Linked DNA regions of Homo sapiens: all the other regions are linked to region 4. A link is a loop called in an ENCODE intact Hi-C map of the cell type or tissue named here. Cell type or tissue: heart left ventricle. All regions are shown on one strand. Region 1 overlaps JARID2 (jumonji and AT-rich interaction domain containing 2). Region 2 overlaps CD83 (CD83 molecule). Region 3 overlaps JARID2 (jumonji and AT-rich interaction domain containing 2). Region 4 overlaps DTNBP1 (dystrobrevin binding protein 1). Region 5 overlaps JARID2 (jumonji and AT-rich interaction domain containing 2). Region 6 overlaps DTNBP1 (dystrobrevin binding protein 1). Region 7 has its middle 74 kb from the start of LINC01108.

Region 1 (4,000 bases), 230 kb after region 4:
CGTCCCCTGTTACAAGCTTAGAACCCCCTCCTCACCACCTCCCCCATAAACAGGGCAAGTCGGACAGAAGGTGAATCCTTTTCAGGGGGCAAATGCAGCAGCAGGCTGACAAATCACCTTAAATTTAGCAGCAGATGGCTCGAGGTGGTAATCAGTCTAGCTTGTAGGGGAGGGGAGAAGGGGAAATAGAGATTGGAACTGTTAAAGAGCCCCAGGCTTATTCAGAAAACTAAAAACTGTAAGGAAAACTTCGTATACAAACGAATATCCCAAAGGGTGATTTTTATTAGAAATGGTTTTAGGCCACCTTAACGTGGCTTGACAGTAAAGGAAGGACAGCAATCATCAACTAATACTCTGGACAAAGTGGCACTAAAACCTAGGCCAAGTTGGACTCACATTTTGCCACCTCCAGACACGCACACACACACACACACACACACACACACACACACACACCACTCTGGGATCACTGCACTGGTGCCTTCACACACCAAAGGACAGGGTCAGTAGCCATGAAGGGCACATTTCCTCCAGAATACTTCTCATTCGCTTCCCTCCACATTCTGCAAAAGCATCCAAATGCTTCCCTGACCCAAAAGCATGATAGAGCCACCAAAGTGGGAGAGCAGGAGCATGCCTTCAACACCCCAAAGCCACTCACCACTGAAACAAAACCAAATGAGACAAAGAGATCTAGTGTTTTGTTTTACATAAGGAGGATGCCAGTGAAGGCATGCCTTGCTCCTAGACACCCAGTTACTGGTAGAACAAGAATTACGATCCAATGTCAGTGCCCATTCCAACATATCAAATTTTTGATGCATTCAATATTGCTTGAGATGGCTACAGTCCAGGAATTCTGGTTTAATATGATTTGACAGATTGCAAAGTGAATGGTTGCATAACACAGCCTTTATCATTTCTAAAAAGCTGCCTAAAATAGATAGGCCTTAAGAATTTTCTTTTGTTGACCCTAACTTAGAGCTTGTTCCCATCGGATGCTCTCCCACAGTCACTTTCTCCCCTCTGTCTGTCTCAGGCCTCCCCACTGACCCAGCTGGCACAGATCTAGCCTCCATTACATGCCACATGCTGGCTCTGAAACTCTCTGCTAGGGCTCCTCAGAGACTTCAGAACCCAATAGTCTGTGGGGTACCCCTCCTATACAAACCTAACACCGACTACGCCTACAGGGCAGCTTTCACCAACACCACTGAGGATGCCTTGCTGGGGAAAACTAGAGAGGCAATCCTTCCTTCCATGCTTGTCAGGGCCGCAGCAGTCTCAGCTCGCCAAGCCCTAGGGTGAGGCCTGATTACAAGACATTGGCATTCAGAACCTAGAAGGGGGCAAACCAACTTGAAAACCGTCCCTTAGGTGTCCTGCTTCATGACAAAGCTACAGCACAAATAGGAAGTCACGGGGTACTGTATATCTACAACCTCAATAATGATCGCCCTTTTAAATGTTTACATTCTTCCAGGCACTAAGAACCTGAAATAAATCAACTGCATTCATCGTAAGAATACCACCTCTGAGGAAAAAAAATTAGTATCCCATTTTCTGAGACGGAAAACAACAAACCAAACAGATGGTGGTATCAAGTTTGTCGGTTTTCTGAACCCTTGGTGGGACCCTGGGACATACTTACAGGGATGACAGTGTGATCCTTCAACAATTTCCACTAGCAGAGCTGGAGGACTGCGGCCTACTGGACCTGAGCTGGCAGGAGGGTAGATGCCCAGCCATTCTCTCCAGGAAATCTCTGATGGTCTGTATTCATGGATCCAAGGACAACCCAGTCTTCCTTCAGTTTTACAGAGCACACATGAGAAGGCCCAGCTTGCGTTCCCAGAGATGACCTGAGCTCTGTCAACAACTGCCTACCCCCACAAAAGGACAGGCAATCCCTTGCACAGAGTTTCTCACAGAGGGGCTAAGAAATCGGCCAGCAGGGATGTCAACATCCACTACCAAGAACAGCCACTTGATGGCAATCTTAACCTATTCCCTTGGAATTCGTCCATAAAGGGAGACCCCAGAAGGCTAGAAGCACCAAGCATGGGCTGCACAACGTGGACAGAGCTAAGAAGGACGTCCCTGCTTGACCTGAGTGTGCGGCAGTGCGGCGATGAACGGATAGAGAACCCCACACCAACAAGCACTGTTGGGTTCTTCTCCATATCTAGGCTTCTCTGGGGACTAGGCAGAAGTGGCTATAGGCTCTGCAGTCAGACAGCTCAGGAGCATGGAAACCTCTCGAGCTCCATGGCGCACTCACATTGGGTTTCTCATCAGACTGAAATGCAAGTGGACAGATGACAACAAATATGAGAATAAATCAAAGGCAAGTTCCTCCTCCTTACTGTGGAAACTTGTTCTCTGAAACAGGGAAGGGCAGGAGGCAGGGGGTGAAAAAAGTGGACTTTCCTTAGAAGGTGGGACACCTGTTGAATAAAGCACTCAAGCACCGCCCTCCTCATTTAAGTTGTCAAAGAAGGAAACTAAAAGCCATGTGCATCTCTAGGAAAAAAGTCTCTCCAGTTAAAAATAGAAATACACTGTAAATTGCTGCACTACACACTTCTATTTTTGGTAGCAGGAAGATGAACTGAAGGGCTCTCTGAAACATCAAAACATCAAAGGGTGGGAGGGGGTCCATACCATCATATTACCATAAAATAGTCCACTGTCTTAGCTAGGATAATGACACGTTTCCACAGAGGGTTCGACCTCACTTTGTGTGGTAGTTTCCCAACTCCTGGCTTCTCCATTTATAAAAAGAGTTCAGGCAGAGTGAAGAGTTTGCCAACATTTTCCTCAGAGGGATTCAGAAAGTGCCAGCTGAGAGCCTTCCAGCTCACCCTTTAAAACTCTGTAACACTTTCCAACTGAGCAAACTGGAAGGCCCTTTCAAATGACACTAGGAACAAAGTCATCTCATGGAGGGTACACTGCTGGGGGAGCCCCTAGGGAACAGATCACTCTAGATGCATTCTTCTAAATTCACTCTCAAAGGAGGCAAGATGCTATTTTTCAAATAAGCATTCAAAAGCATGGGTCCCTTGGTGAAAACCCCAATCACATGGGATGGAAGCAGACTATCAAAAATAACAGTGTTCCAGCCTGGGCAATACAGTGACACCCCATCTCTACCAAAACATTTAAAAATCATCCAGGCGGTGACACGTGCCTATAGTCCCATCCACTCAGGCGGCTGAGGTGGGAGGGTTGCTGGGGGCGGTGCACGCAAGCTGCAGTGAGCTGAGATCGTGTCACTGCACTACAGCCTGGGCAACAGAAAAAATAAAAACAAACAGTTAAATAAATTGATTAAATATAAAAGACAGTTAAATGATTGCAAAATGGAGACCTTGGACTGCCTTCATGTAACACATGGCAGCATAACTTTGAGAGCCATGGAAAGCTAAAAGCAGACTACCACTTCAGAGACCACCAGAAGCTAGCCTGGGAGCCTCCACACGTGGCCTTCCCCGTCACCAAGATGGCAGTACCAAGCATGAACAGGCACCCACCTAACTGCAGAAAGAAAACAGGGACTCAGTTAAGGATTACCCAGATGACAAGGGCAGGGCAGATCACACAGGAAGACAACCTTTCTGTGTATACACAGAAAGAGCTGAACCAGCCATTAGCTCCAAAGCATAAATGAAGCAAGAACACTAGTAACAGGTCAGGGAGAGAAGCTACGGGGTCTGAAAGCATGCGGGGCATAAGTTACCATGAAACACAAGAGACAGCTCTCCTTGGATGTCAATGGCAGGGTACAGGTTTGGCCTTGCCGGTTTATAATCAAGAATGGGATGTCACTGGCGAATATAAAATATTATAAAATATTTATATATTTTATATTATAGTTTGTTGTAGAAAAATTATATATATATATTTTATAATATATTATAAAATAGCTCATGTTTCTCTCCTCATCCCCACACCTCCTTGAACGATAGACTTGTACTGTTTTTATCATCCTTGG
Region 2 (4,000 bases), 1.5 Mb after region 4:
AGCCACAGATGTGATCCAAAGCTCTAGAGCTACACTCCAAAAGAGAGGAACGATTTTAGGACCTAAAGGAAGTACACATGCATTGTTCAAGAAGAAAACAAGTGCAGCAGGTCACCTCACCTGTCACTCTCAAGATCACCTTGCCACTTAGGTTTCTCTGCCCATCCGGGTCCTGCAGAGTGCACCTGTATGTCCCCGAGTTGCAGCTGGTAGTGTTTCGGATCTTCAGGGAATAGGGCCTTTCATTGGGGGCGTCGAAAGAACCATTTTGCCCCTTCTGATGATAGTGCTGTCCCCTGAGGTGGTCTTCCTGGGGTGTCTCCATCCTCTCTTCACCACCCTCCAATAACTGTGAAGAAGGAATCAGAGCGCATCACGGTCCACTGCAAGCACTCCAACTCGACACCAATGTTTCCATTTTGTTTTCAGAAGATCCAGCCTCAACTTATGTTTGTAAAACAAGACGTGATGCTTTTGTGTGTGTGTGACCTCTGGGGGAGGAAAGATCTATGAAAATTCCCAAGGCTACATCTTCGGAATATATCAGGACTACATCTCATGATTCTATCATAAGTATCCCAATTTCCACCCTATATTAGGGAGAGAGAGTCACTGTTGATGACAGTGATATGCTGTGTGTGAATCTTGCTGGATTATATTTTGTGTCTATGTATACATGTATAGATAGGACTGTTCTGTATTAAATGTTCTCTTGTTTTCTTCAGATACCAACTCACCCACTGAATGATTCCTATTTTTGTATCCCAGCCTTTTATTTGGAAAAATTCCTAAATCTGTTATGATCCTTGCCAGACAATTCAACTAAAATCAGATAAGCAGATGAGCAACGCCTCCTGCGAACAGTCACCTTGTTCCTCAAGGGCTGTGTCTCTGTGTGGTCATGCCTGACGTCGCCGAATGTGCCACACCTTTTCTCTGTACTATGGCAGTGAGACAGCTGAGAAGCATGCTTTATAGAGAGTGTATGTGTCAGATCATTTGCTGCTCATATCAAACTCCACATGGAAGGGCAGTAACAGCTGACTTCACTGTACTCAGGACAGACCAGCCGGACTTGGGGAGATGCCCAATTTAGCCAGACATTTTATCTGGCTGGCTTTCTTTTTTTCTTTTTTGAGACAGGGTCTCGCTCTATCACCCAGGCTGGAGAGAACTGGCTTGATCATGGCTCACTGCACCCTTGGCCTCCTGAGTCAACCTTCTGGTACTCCCACCTCAGCCTCTCCAGTAGCTAGGACTAGAAGCCTGTGCCACCACACCTGGCTAATTTTTATTTGTTTGTTTTTTTAGAGGCAGTGTCTTGCTCTGTTGCCCAAGCTGGTCTTGAACTCCCAGACTCAAGCGATCCGCCCGCCTCGGCCTCCCAAAGTTCTGGGATTACAGGCGTGAGCCACCGTGCGCGGCTTGCTTTCTGTGAATTCTTTGTGATCAAACTGGTGGAGTGTCCACAGCATCTCCCACTGCATAGATTAGGCTCATACCACATTCACCATTAATTCTCTCTTTCCTAGACATATTTTTAATTTGCCTAATTAACTTGCTAAGTTGCTCCTCCATTGAAATACTTTAAAGCTTCTAAAATGAATGTACACATGCAGTAAAGCAAATCCTTGTTTTCAGCCTTCCTGGGCAGCCCTTCAACAATGACATCCCCTAGCAGCACCTGAGTTTCCCTTTGCTGGTTGGCTGGGGACCAGCAGGGAGCCCAGGATTAAGTGACATTCCTTACCTGTCCCTAGCATGATAACTGCACCCAAGAGCCACCTTAGGGAAGGAGACAGAGATTATCAGGGCCCACTGCCACTGTCTTTGCTTGCACCTATCAATGATGAATCTCCCGTTCTGGGAGCACCCTACAACTCTTCTCTGACTTTTAGGAAGGAACTCAGTGTAGGGAAAGAGATAACCAAGGAGTTAGGGGAATACTCTGAGAAGCAACTCAGGAAAGAAAATACATACACATGGGCACGTGTGCACTCGTATACACACACACACACACACACACACACACACAGTCATTTCTGCTTCATTTATTAATTCAGAGCATATACCACAAGGTCACCGGAAAGCTCAGGCTCCAGCCCTGGTGTTTGTGAGCATTCCTGTAGAGTGGGCTACAGAGACATCTGGTGGCAGATTGATCGCTCCTGCAAGAAAACCTGCTCAGCTCCCTCCCAGCCCTGAGCTGAGATGAACGGCTCTTCTCAGGCCGAGTCTGCGGACATAAATCCCATTTCTTGATGGTCCTTTTTGTGTGGAAAGATTCCTTCCTAAATAATCAAGAATCTATGGGAGGAAGCTAAAAGACTGGGGCCCATAGGTGTGCAAAAATAAAGCACAAAAAGGAGGTGGGGCCAAGGAAATTTAGAGGAAACTAACAGTGTCCATCTGATTCCAGAACACATCTAATTTAGCACCATTTTTCCCTTTTCAAGCCTAAGTAAACCATAAACTGAAGCCTCGTCATGGGCTCACACTGCTTGCCTCTCCCTTCCGCTGCCTGGCAGAGCGGCTTCTTCCTACCAGGCAAGGGCTTTCAAGAGACCAGAGACCGAGGCCCATCCAGGGCCAATCTGTGTCTAGGATGGCCTGAAAGGCCAGTTTGAAATAATTAGCTCGGCCCAGTCCCTGCAGTCCCCATTCCGATGTCCAATCTTGCTTTTCTTTTTCTAAATTAACCTCCAAATGCGAGTGTAGCTGCAACAACCGTTTTGAGATTATTCACCCATGGTTTTCTCCTGGGAAGCTCCTCTCCCATCCAGCAACCCCTCCCTCAGCTCAGAAAGGCCCATCTGAAAGTCAAGATCAACACTGTGAACCCCTCTGGAGCTGGTAGAAACATAAACTATTGTGTCTATTTACATAAAGATGGCCCCATTATTGTGTTAGCTGCTGGGAACTGTTGAAGCAAAAAGGTGCTGGTGATCAAAACTGGCTGGCAGTAACTTCTGCCTATTTGCAGAGAATTCATTTTAAAAATCAGCAGCAACACCAATAAAATTTATTTGACGGTTAGATTTCCAAGGGCCTCTGGCAAAACCGTCAGTGGGCCGCTAGTTATTTTTAAATGGCAAAACAAAGGCAGGGTGAGCCATAAGAACAGAAGGAAGAATCAAGGGAGAAGGCAAAACAAAGAACCTCAAAGCGACCTGCAGAATTCTGATGTGCTGCCACCAGTGGGATCATGGCAAAATATCTCAACTCTCACAGGGTCATCTTCCAAACACCCCTTTTCCTAAATGACCCAGAGAACTATCCGCAAAACCTAGGAACTCTTGCCAAACCAATGAACAGCGCTGTTTGCCTAATAACTAACTACAGCAAAAAGAATTCCCTGTAAATTCATACATTGCACCTGGAAATATTTCATAACCCTCCCTCTAACTTCCAGTTTTAGGTATATACATTTTCAGCTAAACTTTCTCTTGTGACCCCCAGCTGTGGAATTTGGGGTTTATCCACAGCTGCAAAAGGCGTGGTAGTTTTTATGTTAATGTTGCATGCTCAGAATGGGGGTGGGGCCCTAGCAGGATCAAGGGACCGTATGCAAAAGCTCATATCATTATCATCAGATACGTGGCCAGGCAGCTATCACCCTGCTTTATCAGATGAGCTAACTGTGGCAGAGGCACCACCAAAAACTGGAGGGAAATTTCAGTGGGAGGAAAACGGAGTAACAGCAAATGGGCCATCCCCACTTTGCTTTGTTTTATGAGTTCTCATAAACATTGGAGCTCACTCAAAATCAACCACTGGCAAGAACAGCTCTTTAAACATTCCAAATCTAAAAGTGTTCCATTGCTTCTCTGCAAAACCATTTTAGGAAATAGTAATTTATAACAAAAGGAACCCTCAGATTCATTCACAGCCAACCATAATTGACAGGAACTATTTAATGCACGCTTCACAATGCTAATATTGTAGTACAGTGCGCTAAAGCACAACACAATTTCAGCAAATTAATTACTCAAAACACTCA
Region 3 (4,000 bases), 100 kb after region 4:
GCAGTATCGATGCCACTCCCCTCCAAAGGTGAGACGTGAGAACCATCTGCCAGTCACTTACGCATAAACCCCCAAGCTCACAGCCAGCTCCTGGCTCCCTAACCCCACGGTTCCACACGGCTGTGTGGCAGCTGCAACAGTGGTGTGGTTCCGTCATGAATTCTTCTCAAAGATTTGACATGCTCCACTCCGGTAACTTTGGTGAGTTGAGAGCTTTCTTGTTTGTTTTCCCTCCTTTACCACCCAGAAATCCATTTGAGTCTGCTCCTTGTGGTTAAGGACTGGCGTTTGCAGGGAGGTGCGGACTCTCCTGCGGGGCTCACGGGAAACTCTTCCCTCTTCGTGCGACAGGCATTTAGGGGCGTGCCTGCCATGGGCAAAGCCATGGTGTGTGTTCAGCTCTTGGCCTGTGTTGTAAACTTAGTTGCACTTCAGTTCCTTTCATCCCTTCACAAAATTTTGTTTCACATTCATGCAGCAAATATGGGCTGAGGTGCCAGACCTGTACCTGGGCTTGGTGCGTTTCAAATTTCAGACCAGTTCTTTGGGCTGGGTCAAGGCAAAGCTCAGTCGTCCCAGCAGCACCTCAGCCATCTGTAGAAGGTTCTACCATTACCACGGTTTCAGCTTCCTCTAAACTTCTCACCCGCTTCTCCTGGCAATCTGTCAGAACGGTGTCATCCTGGGGAAGAGAAGGAGCTTGGGTGCATTTGCCCTCATCCTGAGAAGGCCAGAATACTGGAGACCAGCGTGAACCCTCACCCAGAGTCAGGGGAAGATTTAGAAACAGTGACACCTGCATATAGAATTTTGATTCCTTGAAGAGCCTATTTAGTTCCATAAAATTGGAGAACTGCTGAAGGTCAGTAATTCCGACTTTCTCAGCAGTGGTGTCTCTGAATTACTGCAAAGGGTAAAAAAAAAAAAAAGAAATCTAGATTATCAAGGTTACAAGGACTGCTCCTCAAAGATAGGCAGCACTTGCCTTTGGGCCTCTATTACACGCGTATTACAGCCTTAGGAGCACTTGATCTGTGTCACATGTGGCTGACTCCTTAGGGGACAGAAGGGTCACCGCAGGGCCTGAGGCTGCCTCTGGCATCGCTCAGCTCAGTGTCTTCCAGGGCAGTTCCCAAGTTCTGCAGGCCCCAGGTGCCTGGAACAAAAACCACACCCCCCTTTCATGACGGGCACATTCCACAGCTGTTGGCGGCAATTCTGATTCACAATATTTTTATGACAGGGCTTTTTCTTCCCTACGTTATTTTGCAGGGCCTGAATCCAGTACCTGTCAGAATGAGATTACCCTCCAGGTTCCAAATCCCTCAGAATTAAGAGCCAAGCCACCTTCTTCTTCCTCCACCTGCACCGACTCGGCCACCCGGGACATCAGTGAGGGTGGGGAGTCCCCCGTTGTTCAGTCCGATGAGGAGGAAGTTCAGGTGGACACTGCCCTGGCCACATCACACACTGACAGAGAGGCCACTCCGGATGGTGGTGAGGACAGCGACTCTTAAATTGGGACATGGGCGTTGTCTGGCCACACTGGAATCCAGTTTTGGCTGTATGCGGAATTCCACCTGGAAAGCCAGGTTGTTTTATAGAGGTTCTTGATTTTTACATAATTGCCAATAATGTGTGAGAAACTTAAAGAACAGCTAACAATAAAGTGTGAGGACGGTAAACTGAGAGCGCACAGAGCTAGTTTGTACACAAAGGCTTCTAAATACACATGTCCTTAAGGCCACTGTAACTCAGGGTTCCTTAGAGTGAAGGGACGTGCAGGTCATTGAGGGCCACCCCGGGAGGTTGCATGTGGGCAGGGCCTGGGCCAGGTGGTGGAGGCTCCACAGGGCTGAGTTCTGCATGAGGCAGGGAATGACCTACCGTTTCACAAGTGGAAAATGCCACTTCCTGTAGAAGAGCTGACTGTAGCCAAACCACTCTGGCAAAGCTTGGGGTTTTCCGTTGATCATTACAGAAGTAAGTAAGTATCATTAGTCCAGTAGCCAGCCAGTCCAACCCCTACTTTTTCACACTCCTGGGCCCAAAAGAACAGAAACAAGCCCAAAGCAATCCTCCATTCTTTATGAAAAGAAACTGGTCCCCTGGAGATGTGTTCCTGCCATCACTCCTCCAGCCCAATGAGAGAGAGGGGACAGACTCCCCGCCGGGATGAGGGGGTCTGTCTGTCTGCAGCCATACCACCCTGAATGCACCCAGTGTCGTCTCATCATGAAAGCAAGCTCAGCAGGGGGGCGCAGCTCGATGGGAAATGAGGGGGACGGCCGCAGGCCACATGGAAACCATTAGGTTAGGCTGAAGGGGACCCAGTGGCAGGTGGGAGCAGGACTGCAGTGTGGGGGGTGGCTCTGCTCCCTGGCTGGGGGGAATCCTCTGCCCCCTGCCCGTGGACGAGAAAAGAAAGAGCTCATTCCATTCAGTCATCTTCCACAAGACAGACAAATGTCCAAAAAACTTTGTTTTTATTATTAAACCTTGTAGTACAAACCTGAAAAGTAAACAAAAAACTCGCAATAAACCACATGAAGTCTCCCTCCCAAGGGAGGGGTGCAGAGCAGCGCTAATAAATTAAATGTCAAACTGTAAGCCATAGGCAGAAGTTTACTGTCAAAAAGAGGGAAAGTACACAGCAAGGCCATAGAAACCGGACAACCACATTGGAAAACACTTGACTGTTTCTGTAATTGTTAAATATTCCAAAACAGTTCAGTCTTCTGCAACAACAACCAACAAAGTGGATCATAGGACGTTCCTGGCAGTCACCACTGGCAAGCTCAGTGCAATATGGGTAGCTACGGGATTGATGAATCCAATTATGAAACAAAGAACAGCTTGTGAAAACAGTTTCCCTTTTTTATTCCACACATACTGTACACACAACCGGAGAAGGGCAACAGCTACTCCATTATTATTTTTTTGTTGTTGTTCAGTGATGTAAGCAGCACTTATAAATGTTACAAGAAAAACCCTGTAAGCATCCAATCCAACCGATGAAGAAACTGAAATGTAAGGCTTTTCTTCATCTTGTCTTCTCACCCCCCTCCCCACCCCCCACCGAGAAAAAGGCTCAAGTATTTAAAACAATTTACAGGCATATGTACAAAAGGGATGGGATTTTTTTTTCTTTTTTCCTTTTTGTTACAACATGAAGAGAAAAAATAGACAAGATGAACGCAAATGCATTTTCACATTCAAAAATAACTGCAGGCCTCCTAGTGGCTCTCTACATGATCATAAATGAAACAAGTTTTAAAAGAAAGATTAATGCTGACTTGTGAAGGTGTCAAACAAGAAGCGGTGAGATGGAGATGGAATGTTAGAAAGATTGCACGTCGATGACAAAGAAGCACTTACGGCTTCCATCACTTTTTTTTCCTTTTTTTTTTTTTTTTTTTTAAATCTTAAGGATGCTATTGAAGGGTTTTTTGATAAAGTAGCCAACAGCACCAAAAAATAACAGAATGGATTTCCTAATGAAATCAGGCACAGGTCTCCCTCATGTGACCCCTCCAAGGCAGGCAGTCTTTTCCGTCTTCCTCGCTCGCTTTTCTTCTTTCCTGGAACAGATGCATAGTGATGTGCTGGTGGAGAGCCCACTCGCTCCCGTCTCCTCGTTCCACCTATGGTTAGGAAACAACGTCCGCCTTCAGCTGCCACAACCGCCCAGAGAAACAAAACGGGGGTGCCCCGGCTTCCCAGATCACAAGCTCATCTGGCACACGGCAGAAGACGACAGCCAAAGCAAAGCCATTTCAAGTTTCGTGTGTGTGTGTGTGTGCGCGTGTGTCTCCTATCCCTTCTAAAAAATCTGCTCACATGACTGATGGTTTTTAAATTTGTTCTCCAAACTTCACCCTCTTCAAAAATGGGTTAAAAAGCCTTTTTCCCCCCAACAGTTACAAAAAAAAAAAAATCAAAACCAAAAAAAAAGGCTTTTGTCAGCCATGGGGCAATACAAATTAATACAGCCCCTCCG
Region 4 (4,000 bases):
TCCTGTATCTCTTTGAGTCACTTGCTTTTCATTGGTTGTATGTTTCTTTGCAGACATGTTCTCTTATGATAACCTCTTTTATTTCCCCAGCTGAGAGTAAATCTGTTTACGGATAGTTGTTGTTTGCTTAATACCACTCTATTGATTAAATGCATTCTGCCACAGTTCTCATTATTTTCATAGTCAATTCTGTTTAGAAAATGCAGTCTCTATAAGTCTTTCATAGAATATATTGTATGTTCGTTCCCAATTAGGATTCTAATATCCTGAAAAATGTTTGATGTTTAGTGACACATGACCTTATTCTTCAGAAACTGCATTTTGGCTTCTTAAATGCACAAGGTAGGCCTTCCAAATGTTCACTTGAATCCTCTCTTTTTTAGTAATCTGAGAACATCTAACACTAAAGACAAATGAAAGCTAAAACATTATCTGATATACTGTTCTGGTTAATCACTGCTAAATTAATTTGAGTCATTTTTTTCCTCTCATCTATGTCTAACCGATATTGAGCTCTTTTTAGAGAGTTAGTTCAGTTTTTTTTAGAAGGTATGTCTGGATGGTTGCTTTTCATATATATTGCCAATCTGAATTATCTGTTAGCCTTTGAAATACATGCTTCCTTTGGGTTTTAATCTATTGCTGTTATTTGCCTGATATTTATAATTAGTAATGAATGACTGTGGAAGATAGCATATCAAAACTTGGAATTTTAGAGACCTAGTTAGTATTTGTTGGCCTAGAATAAGCCCAGAGAGAGTTGTTTTAAAATCATGAGGCTTTTAGCTAAGCAATTTAAGCTTTATAGAATCATTGCTGACGATATTCTTTACAGTAGGAAAACAAACACTTTGAAGCCAAATTTGATGGAGTGAGTTGTGTAAACATGTATCTGTACCATTAATGTACTTTATGAATTCATTTTGATGCATTTATGTATCAGTCTTAGATTTTGGAAACATTTAGTGTTTTAAATGCTTACTCATTTACTGGGTTTTTTTTTTTGGAAGCCTCAAAATCTCTCCTATTATTACCCAAATACCTTGACATAATATTACAAAGCTTAAATAGTTAAGCAATAATAAAAAATAAAAACAAACTTAGAAGAAAATGGTAACCGATTATATTTAGTCACAGGGTCCCCCTAACTTCTTTGAACTTGTTGCCCTTTCACTGTCAAATGTAACACCATATCCTGTCAGTCCCTCCATTTTCCAGGCTGCTTCACTCTTTTGGTCTTACTTTGCTCTCTAGAGGCCCTGCTTTTATTGAAGGGCAAAGGATTTATGTTATGTGAGCAATTTGGACTTTTGATGATGCTTTTAGCTGTGTTATCCCATGGCTTCATTAATATGGCTCCTGGTACCTAGCCCCTTGGGAATTGTTAAGTTACAACAGATGATCCATTCATATTGGCTTCAGTCCAGCTTACAGGAGCCTATTTAATTGATACTTACTGGTAAGGTTTGTCGTTTTAAAAATAAGTAATAAGGGTATGCTGGGAACTGGAAAACAAGGGCTATGAACTGACAGATCGGGTTTGGCTCCCAATCCAACTTCCTCACTTTAAAAACTGTGCAGATTTCTCAATGGCTCCAAGCTTTAGTTTTCTTGTCTGCAAAATGACGATGAGCATACCTGTCTTGTAGGTATTTGGAGGATTAAAGGAGATGACAAACGTAACCACTTAGCACAGTGCCTGGTACATGCTGGGCATCTGCCACGCACCACGCACTGCGTACAGACTCTGGACACACAGCAGTGAACAAGGCTGGGCACCTGCCATCAAGATGCTGACGTTCTAATGGGGGCCTCTCTAGCCTTTGCGAATTCACAAAACCATTATTCTGTGACACGAGGGTTTGGATGGATGTTAGGCAGTTTAGCTTGTGCTGCAAAACAGTTTAGAATGCAAAACCACAAGATTCAATGTGGTGATATTAGTATTCTGTACATTGAAGGTGTGTAAGCATACAATGGAATATTTTTATCCAGATTCTATGCACTTTCTTATTCTGTGAAAAACCACAGTGCTTTTTAATCATAAAACTGGAAAAATATGTTTGAAAAGTATATACTGAATTATCTTGAACTTCCACTAGAGGGTAGTATAATCCTATTCCTTTATTGAAGTTCAAAATGTTAAAGCCTTGTCTTTGAATTTTCTCTTAGTTTATTTTATATGACCTATTTTTAAAAGACTGTTCCCTTCATCTAGAACAGAAGATTCTGGGTTTTGTTTTTGTTTTAAAATTTTAATTTTTTTAAGAGACAGAGTCTCACTCTGTTGTTCAGGCTGTAGCATGGTGATGTGATCATAGCTCACTGCAGCCTCAGACTATTCCTGGACTCAAGCGATCTTCCTGCCTCAGCCTCCCAAAGCTCTGGCATTACAGGATTGAGCCACTGTACCCAGCCAGAAGATGCTGTTAACTCTTAGATAAGAATTCTTAGATATAAGAGAATAGCAGCCGTATACTGAGTTTGTGTTTTTCTTTTGGTTTGACCTAGCCTGATACAGTATTATTTTGCTTTTTTCTGTACAGAATTTTAGAGGGCATCTAACAAAGAGATTATCATAGCTCTGTCAGTTTTTCATGGACTAGATTATCAGATGTCCAGGTTCCTTTCTGAGGCTAGACCCTTCAAGAGGCACATTAATTCTCTTAGACACCTTTTAGGCTACTACATAGATCTCATTTGTTCCATAATGGCTTTTGCAAGTTAATGTACTTCTTAAAGTTTCCTTATTCATACCATCATTACCTTATTACCTTAGTACATAAAAGTGTAACGTAAGCATTTGAACAGTCTTGTGGTCTTTCAGTACCTGGCCTCTGTGACCTATGGGTTTGCAGCCAAGGAGAGTTCTTTGTTCCATAAGGCTAATTATTTTGTTAGAAAATAACTCATTAAGTGGGAAATAATTTTAGTGTGCTGCTTCATTCTTTATATATCAGTGGTTACACTACAGATGATATGTATTTGAAACAAATGGCACAAAGAAAAATTCCAAACAGAATTGCTTTTCCTCTGGGACGGCCTTCTTGCAAAAATTTGTGAAGCTCTTTTTTGCACAGCTGTCAGGCATTCCCAAATGGCTTTTCACAATAAAATTCTACCTATCTCTTTCACTGATCACTAAATGAGACATATGCGGTTGTTATAGCGAGCAAAATGGTGAGGCTTGAGCTTCTTGTAAAGGTATATTTGTGTCCATGGAGGCCTGCTAGTATTTTATGTATATGCATCCTAAGTTGGTTACCAAATGTACTCATATATGCAACTTGTTTTGCAACAGGAAATGAGCAGGCTGTGACAGGGAAATTAAATTTCTGCTAACTTAAATTCAACATAAAATATTCGGAATACACATTACGTATGTACTTGTCATTATTATATGAAGAGCTTTTTTAAGTTTAATATAAGGGGATGAACCTTTATTTTTTTCAATGCAATTATTTTATATTTTGTTACTGATTTCAAGTCTGCTAAGTGTTAAAATGGAAAATTTTCATCATTTCTTCTGTTTTAAGTCACTGATAATGTGACCTGGTTTAATATACTAAAAGTATCATCATGTTGTTTAATGTTTTCTAAGTTCTCTGCTCATGTTTATTCTTTTACAAAATTTGGCATAGTCTCTTAATATTTAAACTAGATGACCATGAATAGTTTTGCCTTCTCAGTTATTTTACATGTTAGAGTAATAAAATCATTCTATCACCAGAAATTATTCTTTATTGAATTCAACAGACAGGGTTATTAGGGGATAGCAAAAAAGCAAAAATACAGTCTGCACCTTTAAGGCCCTTACTGATTCCTGAGAGATATGAGAGTACACAACTGGTTGGATGATATCAGTCAGAATGTGAGTCCTGTGTGAGGCTGAAAGGTCTGGGGAAGCACAGAAGAGGAAGGGAGCCCTGTGGGAGGAGGGCGGGCTGCCACTGGCCTAAGCCTGAAAAGACAGGCCGGGGTTAGGGACAGGCAGAGGCAA
Region 5 (4,000 bases), 120 kb after region 4:
AGCTCCACAAATCAAGAACGAATTCCACATTAAATGACTGGATTCCCTCAACAGACTCCCTGAGTGCCCAAGCCTGCTGCGTATTTGCTGAAACTGAGGGCAACCAGCGTCTGGTGCGCCTGTAAAGACATGGGAAGGGAAGCAAGGGACTGCTCCCAGGTGGTGGCCAACTCCAGGGGCTGTCCACCAGCCTTTTTTGGAATACAGAGCACAAGAAGCTAGGCAATCCAGGCCTGAAGTTTAAATTCTAGCAAATCTCCCCTTTGTGTTTAAATATTTACACAACTGCTAGAGCAAAATCCAGACTTTCAGAGGGAATTAATTCCTGAATAAGAGGCTGTAAAATGAGCTAAGTTTTCTTGCGCATCATGGATAATAAACTTCTGCACCTCTGGGGAGATGCCCACAGGACACGTGTTGTTTGGCAATAAAGGCCTCTTCCCAGGTCCAACGCTCAGCCCCAGAAAGCCAAGTGTCCTCCGCCTGACATCTCTACCACAAACGCAACGCGTGCTCTGGAAGCAGCTGCGGAAGCCACACGTGTCCTAGACCACGGTTCAGCTGACATCGTGGCTGGTGGTGGGTGAGGCAGTGGCGGCTGCAGCACGGTAATCATGACCACAGGCCGGGTGTCAGGCCACTGCGTGGCATTCAACAGCCGCACCCAGGGTACACAGTGTAGGCAGCCCCTGCACGTAAGCAGAGACCTAGGTCCTAAGACGATGAAAATGGCGTGAAAGGTAAACCTCTATTCCCCACACTAGGAAGGGAGGGGTGGGCCACAGGGCTGGACATCCTAAGCTCTGACAATTGCTATCAGGAGGTGGGGCACCAAACGCCACCCAGGGAGGGTGACCAGCTGTCCTGGTTTGAGCAGGTTTGAAGGTCACAGGTCTAAAACCTGGGCAAAACAAGATACCTGAACCCCCAGTGGTCAGCATGTATACACGGGGCAAACCGACCTTGGATTTTATTTGAAACAGGTGGCATTAAGGGGAAAAAAAAAAAAAAAAAACACAGCAAAAGCCTGTCACACACTAAAAGATGAGGCTGTGGTCAGCAAATACCTCCTGTTCCCCGGCCGGCAGCTGCCCTGAACCAGCAGTCCGGGTTTGGTTTCTTTCCCTTTCCACGACCAAGCGCTGCTGAGAGCCCACCGACGTCAGCAGCTGGAAGTTCACACGGACTCAGCTGGGCACTGGCCGAGGGGAGGTAAATAAACAGATCCGGTCTCTGTCCTGCAGCGCCGCACACAAAAACTCCCCCTAATTGGTCTGGGCACAGAAGTGCTCACTGTCTTTCCAACCTCATACTAACTCAAAGAAGAGAGTTGGCAGAAGCACAAAAATGGCAATCTGCCAATCCCATTAAATAAAAAATAGAAGAGAAGAAAAAGCACAACTGTGGTTTCAAGGGATTCCAAACATTCTCTTGCATAACAGACACACAGAGGATGGGGTGAGAAACAGCCGGGTGAGCAAGCAGGAGGAGACAGTGACGGGGAGCAGGGGACGTGCCCAGAACCCGTCCCCTGCACTCGGCAGCTCCCCACCTTCATTATAGTGTTTTTGGCTTGTGAACAAGTTTAGATCAACCTAAGTTAAAACATTTGGCTGCCCTGGTGCACGCTCAACACAGAGGACGAACTCAGCCCCATCTGAGTCCTTTCCGTTCACCGAGCTGCAGGGGTCAGGGCAGGACAGGATGTCCTCCAGCTCGCCGAGGGGTTCCCACACCATGAGAGGCAGCGTGAGGGGCCCCTTCTCTCACCTCGATTTCGGCTGGGGCAGGCTCCTTGCTGAAACACATGCTCATGATATTCCTCGCTGTTCGATAAAAAGTTGTTAGAGAAACAGACCTTCCCTGAAACAAAACAAAAAACAGTAAAGCTTCAGAAGCAAAGCTGAACCCTACTGCAAATGAGGCCAGACACCTGTCATGGGCCGCTGCCCCTTGGCGTCCCTGCGGCTGTGGGCCACCTTGTATTCTGAGTTAATGACAGGCAGAGAAGGAAGAAATATATTCTCTAAGAACCCGCAGTGCCAAGAGGAGTGGGAAGACTCCACCAAGGATCAACCCCATGAGGGCCAAATTGTTCTGCCAGGAACAGAGGCTGCCGCCCAGAGGCCCTGAGCGGACGCACAGCAGAAGCGCGGAAGGCCCCTCCAAGGCTCTGCTGAAAAAGCAGCTTGTGCTGGAGGCAGAATCCCTCAGCTGACAAAGGCTGCTGCGGGCCAGCGGAGAAGCTATCAGCAGCTATGACCTGATGGAACTCGTGACCAGGGATCCCACAGGAGAGAAGCTGGAGAGACAGAAACTGGTGCGACATCTACACCCTGAGAGTCCTTGCCATATTAACACCTGCCAGGGCAGCAGCCTTCACTGAGGTTGCGACCTGGTCGCCTTCTCTCCACAGAACCACCTGCTGTCCCCTCTGCGCCTCTTCTTCGATGCCCCTCTGTTGCCCTGTTCCCAATAACTTCCAGAATGATTTGCTTGCTTTGATAAAACAGCTGAGTCAGTTTGGGAATCCGGAGTCAGCACCTTCTTTTACCTACCACACGAAATGTGGTGCGTTTTTCAGAGGGAATCCATCTAAGACCCTTGCTATTTCTTTCTTACTTGACCGGGCACATTTGTTGCTTGAGTCCAGAAATATCTCCTGAGCACCTATGGTGTACTAGGTCAAATCCTAGGGGCTGGAGACAGAGCAGTGCATGAAACACACAAAACCTCGAGGAGCTTCCATTCAGTCTGGGGAAGACACAGGCCTCAAACACACAAATATGGGATGGGAGGAGGTGCCAGGTGTCATGTAGAGTGGGGGAGGGTGGTCAGGGAAGGCTTCCCTGCGGAGCACTGGACACCGCAGCGTCCCCCTAGAAGTGATAGGGCCACAACAGGGAGCAGCAGATGCTTTCTGCCATTGGGTCCACAGTCGTAGTCGGCATGGAGACATTGGCTTGTGCCTTTCTCTCCTGCAGCAAAGGAACTAGATGGGGTTCTAACTACAGGAACGTACTTCCATGCAAATTCCAAGCCGCTCCTGATAGTCTGTTTCTTGTAAATATAAAAAAGGAGGGACTGAATTCTGCACCAAGGCAGAGTGCAATGAGTGGAGGTGAGGATGACACCAGCAGACCAAAGTCAGCAGCCAGGACACCGGTGCCACAGAGAGTTGCGTGCTCACGGTCCCTACCCGTGGGCACACGGCTGCTGGGGGCTTCGCCATGGCCACCACGCAGAGCTCCACTATATTTCCGTGATGAAATCTAGAAATACCCTTGACGGGGTGGATTTAAACAAATCCAAACCTCTTATTTGAATCAAACATACGCTCACAGAATTGGCCTCCTTCAGTAAAAAGTAAAAACGTTGACAGTTTCTCATTTCACCAGTTGGCTATTCAGTCACAGGATTCACTGAGTGGCTTTACTTGACAAAGGCTTCTCAGTAAAACATTCAGGAAACACCAAATAAAGTTCCTCAGAGCTTACAGTCTCTGGGTCACACTTGGCAGGCTGCATCCAGCAACCCCCACACCGCATCCCCACCAGGCAGCCTTGGGCAATGGGAGAGCAGACTCAGATAAAAGGGAGCCAAACCCTCTCAGGGTCTCAGGCCAGAAAAACTGGGTACCTCTTTCCAGAGAAGTGTGCAAGGACATGAGATGCAGCCTGAGGCGGGTCTGCAGGGCCTGGACTTAAAGTGAAGCAGCAACGCCAGGAGTCAAGTCAACCCTTCCTCCGTATTTCTAAGATGTGTGATGGTATCAGAAGCCCGCATTGCCTCAACTACAAGGCCAGGCCAGAGCCTGCAGTCAGGCAGCCGTGGGCACCTGAGGGTATGGTGGTGTTTAGTGATAACCAACAGCCAATTCCCAATGCTGCCGAAACCCACTAGCCACACACTCCCACCAGGCTCACGAGGGCTGGAGCAGAGAACGCTTCCCTTCCAGTGAATCCAGAACTGGGACCACAGAGGACAAGTCTGTGCCGGG
Region 6 (4,000 bases), 69 kb after region 4:
ATAGTATTTTACCAAAAACACATTCTACTTTTAACACACCTTACATGTAAAACTGTTTAGCCAGTAGTCTCAGTTACGTATGTTATGGTATTAACTCTTAGCAACTTTTATTTTTGGTAAAAATCCTGGTAGGTACCAGGTGTGAAGCCTAGGACACCAGACAGAAGTGCAGACAAGGTATGATGCTTTCCAGCATACCCAAGGGGCATGGCCAACTCCACAGGTCCCCAGGCCTTATCTAGAATCTAATGGCTCCAAAGCAGTCAAGCTGAACAATTTTCAAGTCAAAGAAGCAGTTTATGACCTTAAAGCATTTAATCCATTCAAAGTGGGATGGAATGACCTCTGACCAGGAGTTTCAACATGTGGTCCCTGGGCAGGATGGAAGAGAGGACAGTTGCCCTGAGTGACAGAAAAGATAGGAAAGGAAAAAGGGTGCAAGAGAGAGAGAGAAGGGAAGGGAAGGAGGGAAGGGAAAATAGCATTGCCTGAAATGGGGCTGGGCAGGCGAGGAGCTCAGGGAGGCCAGGGAAAGACCCACCCAGTGCGGTGACACTGAATCAAAAGTTCAGGTGGCTGCTTGTCAGCCACAAAGGGATCTTGATCTCCAGCATCTTCATGAGCTCTTAAGTTTCTCCTTTGAGAAGAAAAGTCTCCCCATGTCCCATGTGCTTCTGTACATGCCCAATTCTGTCACCCACAGCCAACAGCAAAGAGCACAAGGCAAGTTAATCCAAAGACTTTTAGGCCAGGTGCAGTGGCTCATGCCTGTAATCCCAGCACTTTGGGAGGTCGAGGCAGGCAGATCACGAGGTCAGGAGTTCAATACCAGCCTGGCCAACATGGTGAAACCCCGTCTCTACTAAAAATACAAAAATTAGCTGGGCTTGGTGGCGCATGGCTGTAATCCCAGCTACTCAGGAGGCTGGGGCAGGAGAATCTCTTGAACCTAGGAGGTGGAGGTTGCAGTGAGCTGAGACTGTGCCACTGCACTCCAGCCTGGGCAACAAGAGCAAAACTCCGTCTCAAAAAAAAAAAAAAAGATTTTTTAACTCCCTATTTCTTAGGAGGGACTCTAACCCTGCTAAATTGGGCATTTTAACCCGGGGATTAACCCAAAGACCTTTAACTGCCTGTTTCTTAGGAGGGATTCTAACCCTGCTAAGTTGGGCCTCTAACCCAATTCTGTTCTTTACCCTGGACAAAATACTACTTACGCAAAGTTGGCCAATTAGTGCTGCAGTCTATTCTTTTGGGTCGGGGTTTCTCCAGTGTTGTCCCTTGGTGGTTTGCCAGGAAGATGTTACTGGAAATGGGTCCCAATCCAGACCCCAAGAGAGGGTTCTTGGATCTTGTTCAAGAATGAAGGCAAATTCAGAGTAAAGTGAATGCAAGTTTATTACAGGAGAAACAAAAGCTACTCCATAGAGCAGCCCCAAGGGCTACTGGTTGGTTATTTTTATGGTTATTTCTTGGTCATATGCTAAACAAGGGGTAGACTATTTATGAGTTTTTTGGGAAAGGGGTGGGGATTCCTGGAACTGAGGGTTCTTCCCCTTTTTAGACCATGTAGAGTAACTTCTGGACATAGCCATAGCATTTGTAAACTGTCATAGCATTGGTGGGAGTATCTTTTAGCATGCTAATGCATTGTAACTAGTGTATAATGAGCAGTGAGGACAACCAGAGGTCACTTTCATCCCCATCTTGGATTTGGTGGGTTTTGGCAGGCTTCTTTACTACATCCTGTTTTATCAGCAGGGTCTTTATTACCTGTATCTTGTGATAACAGTCCTGCTGACTTCCTATCTCATCCTGTGACTAAGAATGCCTAACCATCCTTGGAATGCAGCCCAGGAGGCCTGAGCCTCCTTTTACCCAGCCTCTATTCAAGACGGAGTTGCTCTGGTTCTAATGCCTTTGACAATATTGCTGGATCATTTTAGATTCTTAACATCCTAAATGGTAAATATAGGACCTTTTGACCATCAACATTAAGAGATTCCAGCAAAGAGGAAAGTGTTTTATCTTGTGTGCGTATTTATGTAGGGGAGTGAGAAATAAAATCCTAAGCCCCGTAACTGACTGAACAGATCTCCTCTTAGCCAAGGGGACCCAGAGTAACCTTGAAAACTGAGTTCACAGCCATGATGGGATAGGAGGTCAGACATGCCTCTCATATGCCCCCCTCCCTGGCTAACCATGATTAGGCTTTCTCACCCAAGGGCTAAGGAGCAAACAGCCCTTTCAAAAGACTCCACCGCTGATTTCAACCAACCACCAGACACTGCTTCTCCCTTTTGCGGTTTTCGCATAACTGACCAGCATTTTTTCCCATAAGAGACCACCGACCACGGAATGGTTCGGGCCAGTCTACAGAGACTGCACAGCAAGGGTTTTCTGGTCTTCTTCACCTTTTGACATCAGAGGGCAGCAATCCACCCTTGGATCTTGCTAATGCCACCATTTTTTTGTACATCAGTCCCATGAAGGAGCATGAAGCTCCGTTGCATGTGTGCACCTTTCTCCTTTCATAAATATTCATGACTCCTCCTACAGTTTATTGAATATGTACATGTGGCCACCCTGCTTAGCATCAATTTCTGTTCCCTCTGCCCCTCCCTCAAAGTGTTTGTGTCTGGCTTCTGGCCTGAGGCTGTGCTTCCCTGCTTGTCAGGATGGCCACCCTACAGGCTGCAACCCTTCATGAGAAATAAAGCTCTTCTTTCCAGATTTATGAACCTCATTCTTCAGTTGACAGGAGGAAAAATATCTTTCCCTCACCCATCCTAGGTTCATGGTTAAGACCCCTATAACAAAAGACAGATTAATAAGAAAAAAGCCACTGGGCATAGTGGTATGCACCTGTAATTCCAGCTACTTGGGAGGCAGGGGCTGGAGGATCACTTGAGCCCAAGAGTTCAAGACCACCCTAGGCAACATAGTGAGACTCTATCTCAAATAATAAGAAGAAGAAGAAAAAGAAGAAAAAAGCATACAAATTTAATATAAGTTTTATGTGACATGGGAGCCTTCAGAAATGAAGACCCAAAGCGACAGAAACTTGATGTATTTGCATGCTAGGCTTGATGAAGAGTGGACAGCTGTGTAGAAATATGACTGGACAAAGAGTATGATGTAATAGCAGTCAACTGGGGGGAACTTAGCAAGTTCTGTTTGTTCAGATTCCTCTCTGTGTCCCTGCATCTTCTTCTTATTTGAGATAGAGTCCTTTCTCTCCATGTGTAGGGTTGGCGTCTCTCACATGAGGATCTTGTGTCCTGCTTCAGGAGAAAATGAGAAGATCCTTCCTAGGTTTTATGCCTGCCTCAGGGGAGAAGGGCAAGGGGAAGGTGAGAGCGATCCTCCTGTTTCTGCAGTTTTCTCAGATTCTTTCAGCTTCAAATATCTAATACGCCACAGTGCCATATTTTGGGGTATTGTGTCCTGAACCCCATCACCCAAAATCATAAATAAAAGGAATTAGGCTTAGGAAAGGAAGGAAAAAAGAAAAATGAAAACGACTTAAGAATTAGCTTTCAGGCTCTGGGTCTGCTTCTAAGGAACCTACATAGGCTTTTATAAGAAAATTTAAGAAATGGCAAAGCTGTCTGAGGCCAAAAAAAAAAAAGCTCACTTGTCAAGAGCATTGAACTGCTTTGCACATGAAGAATAGAATGAAGTTGTTCCTCTGCATGTGAGGAAAGATAGATAAAAGACTTTGGAAGGCCTAAAACAGTTTATGTCAAAATGCTAATCAAGTCACTTACCACTTACCATCTCTCTGGAATGCTGTGTGGTTCCATTTTATCTGAATTTAAAACAATATCTATCTTGTATGGTACCGTCTTTCATAATATGAAGCTTATGTTTTCAAATGTCTAAAAATCTTGTATTTTCATCCAGGACCTTTTTTGTATGCTATTTCTGTTCCCTCTGCCCCTCCCTCAAAGTGTTTGTGTCTGGCTTCTGGCCTGAGGCTGTGCTTCCCAGCCTGTCA
Region 7 (4,000 bases), 1.4 Mb after region 4:
ATCCCCTATGGCAGAATGAAATCTCATTGACCGGCTTTCCTGGTTAATCTCATAAACTGTCTCATTTTTCAACTATTACAAAATATAGTCCAATCAAACTGAGAAACGTGACCACCTCATTCAAATCAGTACTTCTCTCCTCCTTCCAACACCTGGAGGCTGGCTTAGGTCTGGAAGCATGTGGCTGGGACGGGGACCCAGTCAGTGTTTGTTCCTGCTTCCTGGATCCCCCACCTTCTCCAATCACTGGGTGATTCTGGAGGCTGGAAAGTCCAAGGTCAAGGTGCTAGCAGATTCAGTGTCTGAGGAGGGCCTGTTCTTCACAGATGGCACCTTCCACAGGTTCTCTCATGGTGGAAGAGGCAAGGCAGCTTCCTTCGATCTCTTTTATAAAAGCACTAATCTCATTCATGAGGGCTCCACCTTCATGACTTCATCGCTTTCCAGAAGTCCCACCTCTTAATACTGTCATATTGGGTATTAGCGTTCACAAACAAATTCTGGGGGGACATCAACATTCAGGCCATAGCAGGTTTCTCAGGGCCCAAAGAACAAAGCTCTTCAAGGAGGATTCAGCTGCATTTGGGGTTGGTGCCCTTGGGAGTGGCAGATGTGCACATGCTGGCTCTTCTGCGGATGCTTTTCTGGGTTTTCTCAATCCTCTTCCCCTGTTGTTGCCAGTTCACCAGCTGCAGCTCTGGGACATGGGTAGCCCCTGTTAGCTGGCACTCACTCGTCACCCTCAGGTCCTGGCATGTGCTGCTCACCTCGCCCCTGTGGGGGGATGTGGGTCCACCCTGCCTCTAGGGAGACTTAGTGCATGTATAACTCACTGGCTCTTGGAAGAAGAGGTGGCTCCAAATACCTCCTTCTCTCGCCACTGCAAACAGCCGTCTGCTTTGCAGGTTGCATCTGTCCTTACACCTCCCAAACTCCAGGAGACACCTAAAGCTCTTCAGGGAGTTCTCTGGAGCCCAAGTCATTTATCTTGAGGTAGGTGGAGAAGCAAAACATATAGACACCTCTCTAAAAAGAAAGACCCACTGCTGGCCTCTCCTGCATCCTTAGCCTCCTATCGTATCACCCCAAGGCGAGGCTGGTGTCGGTCCCTTAACAACACCCCAGAGAGGGTCTATACCTCACTTGAGAATGGGGGTGGGAGTTGTTTGACCCATATATTGTTCTGTGTTGGGGTCTCAGCAGAAATTCCAGCAGTCACGAACACAGAGTCCCTTTGAGTGTCCTGTTAGGGGCTGGAGTAGGCTGGGGGCATCTTTGGATATTACCTGGAGGGCAGCCCAGTGTGAAAGGCCTGACTACCAGGGAATGGAATCCGGGCTTCGTGGTGTAGACAATGGGCAGGCAAGGTGTGTTTCTCTTTCCTTTTCACATGTAGGTAAGTGCAGCCCCAGTTGCTGGACTTGCCTTCACATCCACGGACCTGCCCTTTCCCAGGGTCAGCTGGGTTCAAAGGGCTCTCAGAACGTTTTCTTTAAAGGAAAAATGGAGAGTGGCAAACGCGTGCCTAGGTGGGAGCAGGGAGTAGAGGGGGGCGGTTTAGATAGCAGTAAGGGGACATCAGACCAGCTACAAGCCAACAAGGAAAAAAGTGACGTAAGGAAAAAAATCCCAGGGAGCAGAGAGAAAAGTAGACTCCCCAATGCCTCGCAGTAAATGAGGACGCCTGGCGCCTGCGGCGAGGTCAACTGAGGTCAGACGAGCTTATCTCTCCTGTCCCGGGAATTAAGGGCATCCTGGGGACAGCTGCAGAGCAGGAGGCTCCCCGTGCCCTCCTCTTCCTAAGCAAGTCAGGATCCCAAGAGGCGCGTGCGGGGAGGCCCCTCCGAAGGGCTGCTGGCTTGTGTCTTCCACCAGCGCAAAGGGAAGCTATCGGTTGCTTCTGCAGTGAGGCAAGCTCAGCCGGACGCCCAGAAGAGAGACGAGGTGTCGCTGTCGGGGTGTCTGCCTGCCTCTTTAGGATCAATTATTAGCGTACAGATCCTAAAACAAAACAAAACAAAACACTCCTGAAAACATCGACTTGCCTCAGTGACAGGCCCCAAGTTCGGGACGCCAGGAGACGCCAGCGGGGCTGTGAAGTGCAAATCGCCCCGAGGCAACCCGAGAACGGGAGGACTGTCACCAGCCCGCCAGGAGAGTGCGATGCCCCGGTCCGTTCCGGAGCAGGGAAACTTTTGCGGGAGGCTGCGCTGGCACCGGCCGCCTGGCGCGGCTCGCGCGGACCCGGGCGACGGGACACGCAGCGCGGCACTGCCACCTTGTGGGCATCGGCGGCAGCGGCGCGGCGGGGCGAAGCCGGCGAGGCGAGCGACCCGCGGCTCGGAGCCCGACGCCGGCCAGCGAACGCCCGCAGGAACGCGCCGGCCGAGCGGGAGCCCGCGGGGGCGGGGCGCGCGGCTCCGGTCACGTGGGTTAGCAACAGGCAGCAGCCAATGAGAACGCGAGTCAGGTGGTGCGTGCGCCCGCCGCGCGCGGGAGGTAAGGGGCCCGGGAGGAGGCGTGGGCGCGCCACGGGCCCGGTGGGACCGCGGGTGGGGAAGTCCAGAAAGCTTGCTCTTCCCTGTCAGGAGCCGCCTGCCGCAGGCGGGATGAACGAGAGCTGTAAAATGGGACTGTCCCATTCCCACGCTCCACGGCTGCGACCCCTGTACGGGGCAGTGGGCGGCGGCGCGGGTAGGAAGCAGGCGGGGAGCGACGCGGAGAGCCCGATTTGTCCCTCCTCCAGCCACTTGTTGCTTATCCATGGGCCTGGGACTGCCATTTGGATCCACACAGGGGAATTAAAACAAAAAGAATAATGAGGCTCCTGGCCGTGGCGGGGTGCGCATTGGCCCTCTTGCCCTGCGTGTAGCAGGTGGAGGAGACAGGCTCCATCCTTAGAGCTTCCCAGAGCCCAGGGTTGGCCTGAAGACACCAAAGCAGAGGACAGCCAGGAATTGGGTCAGAAAGAAAAAGCTTCGTTGGTTTTAATTATTTTAAATAGAAAAGCCACATCCAAAAGTACCAATAATGATTTTTACAGTAAACCCACTATGTTGACATAAACCAGCCCACCCCTGAACGCACAGAAGACCGTAGCACAAACCGTGAGAGGCGTATTGAAGGACTGGGGCAAAATCAGGACCGACAGGCAAGCGTGGTTTCCATCAGGGTCTTACTCCTCTGGCTTCCTAGTTTAGGCAGATTTCACCCTGTTAATAGGGTCCGTGGATCGGTCTCTCTTTCTCTCCTCTCTCTCTAGCTCTCTATCTCTCTCCCTTTCCACCTCGTGTTTCATTCCTTTGAAACAAATCCAGGGAGCAGATGGCCTCAGAAGGGTATCTAATCCATGCCTGGCCTCGAGGCACGTACTATAAGCTGTGATACCGTGCTAAGGTGTTATTATAGAGACAAAAATATCTCAGACTGCAGGATCTAGCCATCCTATTCTTAAAGTTCCCTAGGGAAAGATGTTGTACAATATTCTTTGATAACCTACTACAAATGCTAACCACTTTAAGTACAATATAAGAACCTTCTGATCCTAGGTTTTATTTGTTTCTATTTAAACTCATTCAGGGTCAGGCTACCCAGAGGGCAGTTGAACACCTGTCCGGTGGCTTATGGGAATGCCTTGCACGATGTGCACTTCCCTCCACCAGGATCAGTGTGTCTGCTGACACTGGGGACCATGCCTGAGACATAGGTACAATTGGGCTGTGCCAGGGCAGCTCAGAGAAAGTGATCCACTCTGATTCAGACCCTGCCAGCTGAGTTACTTACTTCCCTTACTTCCTTTTTTTTGAGATGGAGTTTCGCTCTTTTTGCTCAGGTTGGAGTGCAATGGTGCAATCTTGGCCTACTGCAACCTCCGCCTCCCAGGTTCAAGTGCTTCTCCTGCCTCAGCCTCCCGAGTAGCTGGGATTACAGGTGCCCACCAGCATGCCTGGCTAATTTTGTATTTTCAGTAGAGACGAAGTTTCACCATGTTGGCCAAGCT

The links. Hi-C counts contacts between places; a loop is a spot of excess contacts. Peaks named below come from ENCODE experiments on the same cell type or tissue, not always from the same donor. Only the 100,000 strongest peaks of a DNase experiment are listed, where the experiment ranks them.
Region 1: a loop joins it to region 4, with 3 times the contacts of the local background. A loop is called at or near these places in 4 of 110 quality-filtered maps.
Region 2: it touches region 4 in a loop (13-fold over the local background); 47 of 110 quality-filtered maps call a loop at or near these places.
Region 3: it touches region 4 in a loop (4-fold over the local background); 38 of 110 quality-filtered maps call a loop at or near these places.
Region 5: it touches region 4 in a loop (4-fold over the local background); 79 of 110 quality-filtered maps call a loop at or near these places.
Region 6: it touches region 4 in a loop (2.0-fold over the local background); 4 of 110 quality-filtered maps call a loop at or near these places.
Region 7: a loop joins it to region 4, with 4 times the contacts of the local background. A loop is called at or near these places in 47 of 110 quality-filtered maps.

The regions. Positions count from the first base shown.
Region 1 is chr6:15,388,499-15,392,498 of GRCh38, reverse strand. All of the region lies in intron 2 of JARID2 (jumonji and AT-rich interaction domain containing 2), which reads right to left. Among named protein-coding and RNA genes, the nearest start is that of JARID2-AS1, 140 kb to the right of the region's middle. RefSeq lists an enhancer at 1,917-2,276. In heart left ventricle, a CTCF peak has its summit at 1,995 (motif pointing right); no DNase peak of the experiment used is centred here; H3K27ac peaks cover 786 bases.
Region 2 is chr6:14,127,869-14,131,868 of GRCh38, reverse strand. It overlaps CD83 (CD83 molecule), which reads right to left. Exons shown (of 5, transcript NM_004233.4): 3 at 121-349. Among named protein-coding and RNA genes, the nearest start is that of CD83, 12 kb to the right of the region's middle. RefSeq lists enhancers at 2,048-2,097, 2,728-3,326. In heart left ventricle, a CTCF peak has its summit at 2,152 (motif pointing left); a DNase peak (open chromatin) is centred at 2,140.
Region 3 is chr6:15,520,492-15,524,491 of GRCh38, reverse strand. It overlaps JARID2 (jumonji and AT-rich interaction domain containing 2), which reads right to left. Exons shown (of 18, transcript NM_004973.4): 18 at 2,450-4,000. DTNBP1 (dystrobrevin binding protein 1) reads left to right here. Exons shown (of 10, transcript NM_032122.5): 10 at 1,273-1,685. The coding sequence ends at 1,517. Among named protein-coding and RNA genes, the nearest start is that of DTNBP1-AS1, 24 kb to the left of the region's middle. RefSeq lists a silencer at 1,272-1,458. In heart left ventricle, no CTCF peak of the experiment used is centred here; no DNase peak of the experiment used is centred here.
Region 4 is chr6:15,621,820-15,625,819 of GRCh38, reverse strand. The region is part of intron 5 of DTNBP1 (dystrobrevin binding protein 1); the gene reads left to right. Among named protein-coding and RNA genes, the nearest start is that of DTNBP1, 39 kb to the left of the region's middle. RefSeq lists an enhancer at 3,966-4,000. In heart left ventricle, a CTCF peak has its summit at 2,100 (motif pointing right); a DNase peak (open chromatin) is centred at 3,959; H3K27ac peaks cover 1,079 bases.
Region 5 is chr6:15,502,363-15,506,362 of GRCh38, reverse strand. JARID2 (jumonji and AT-rich interaction domain containing 2) reads right to left here. Exons shown (of 18, transcript NM_004973.4): 9 at 1,771-1,863. Among named protein-coding and RNA genes, the nearest start is that of DTNBP1-AS1, 42 kb to the left of the region's middle. In heart left ventricle, a CTCF peak has its summit at 2,099; DNase peaks (open chromatin) are centred at 1,172, 1,602, 2,142 and 3,752; H3K4me3 peaks cover 1,359 bases; H3K27ac peaks cover 2,394 bases.
Region 6 is chr6:15,553,226-15,557,225 of GRCh38, reverse strand. The region is part of intron 7 of DTNBP1 (dystrobrevin binding protein 1); the gene reads left to right. It overlaps DTNBP1-AS1 (DTNBP1 antisense RNA 1), which reads right to left. Exons shown (of 3, transcript XR_007059478.1): 1 at 1,218-4,000. Among named protein-coding and RNA genes, the nearest start is that of DTNBP1-AS1, 9.2 kb to the right of the region's middle. In heart left ventricle, no CTCF peak of the experiment used is centred here; no DNase peak of the experiment used is centred here.
Region 7 is chr6:14,209,580-14,213,579 of GRCh38, reverse strand. No RefSeq gene overlaps it. Among named protein-coding and RNA genes, the nearest start is that of LINC01108, 74 kb to the left of the region's middle. RefSeq lists an enhancer at 1,856-1,915 and silencers at 2,166-2,605, 3,696-3,745. In heart left ventricle, CTCF peaks have their summits at 2,065 and 2,271 (motif pointing left); DNase peaks (open chromatin) are centred at 1,819 and 2,299; H3K4me3 peaks cover 1,721 bases; H3K27ac peaks cover 1,681 bases.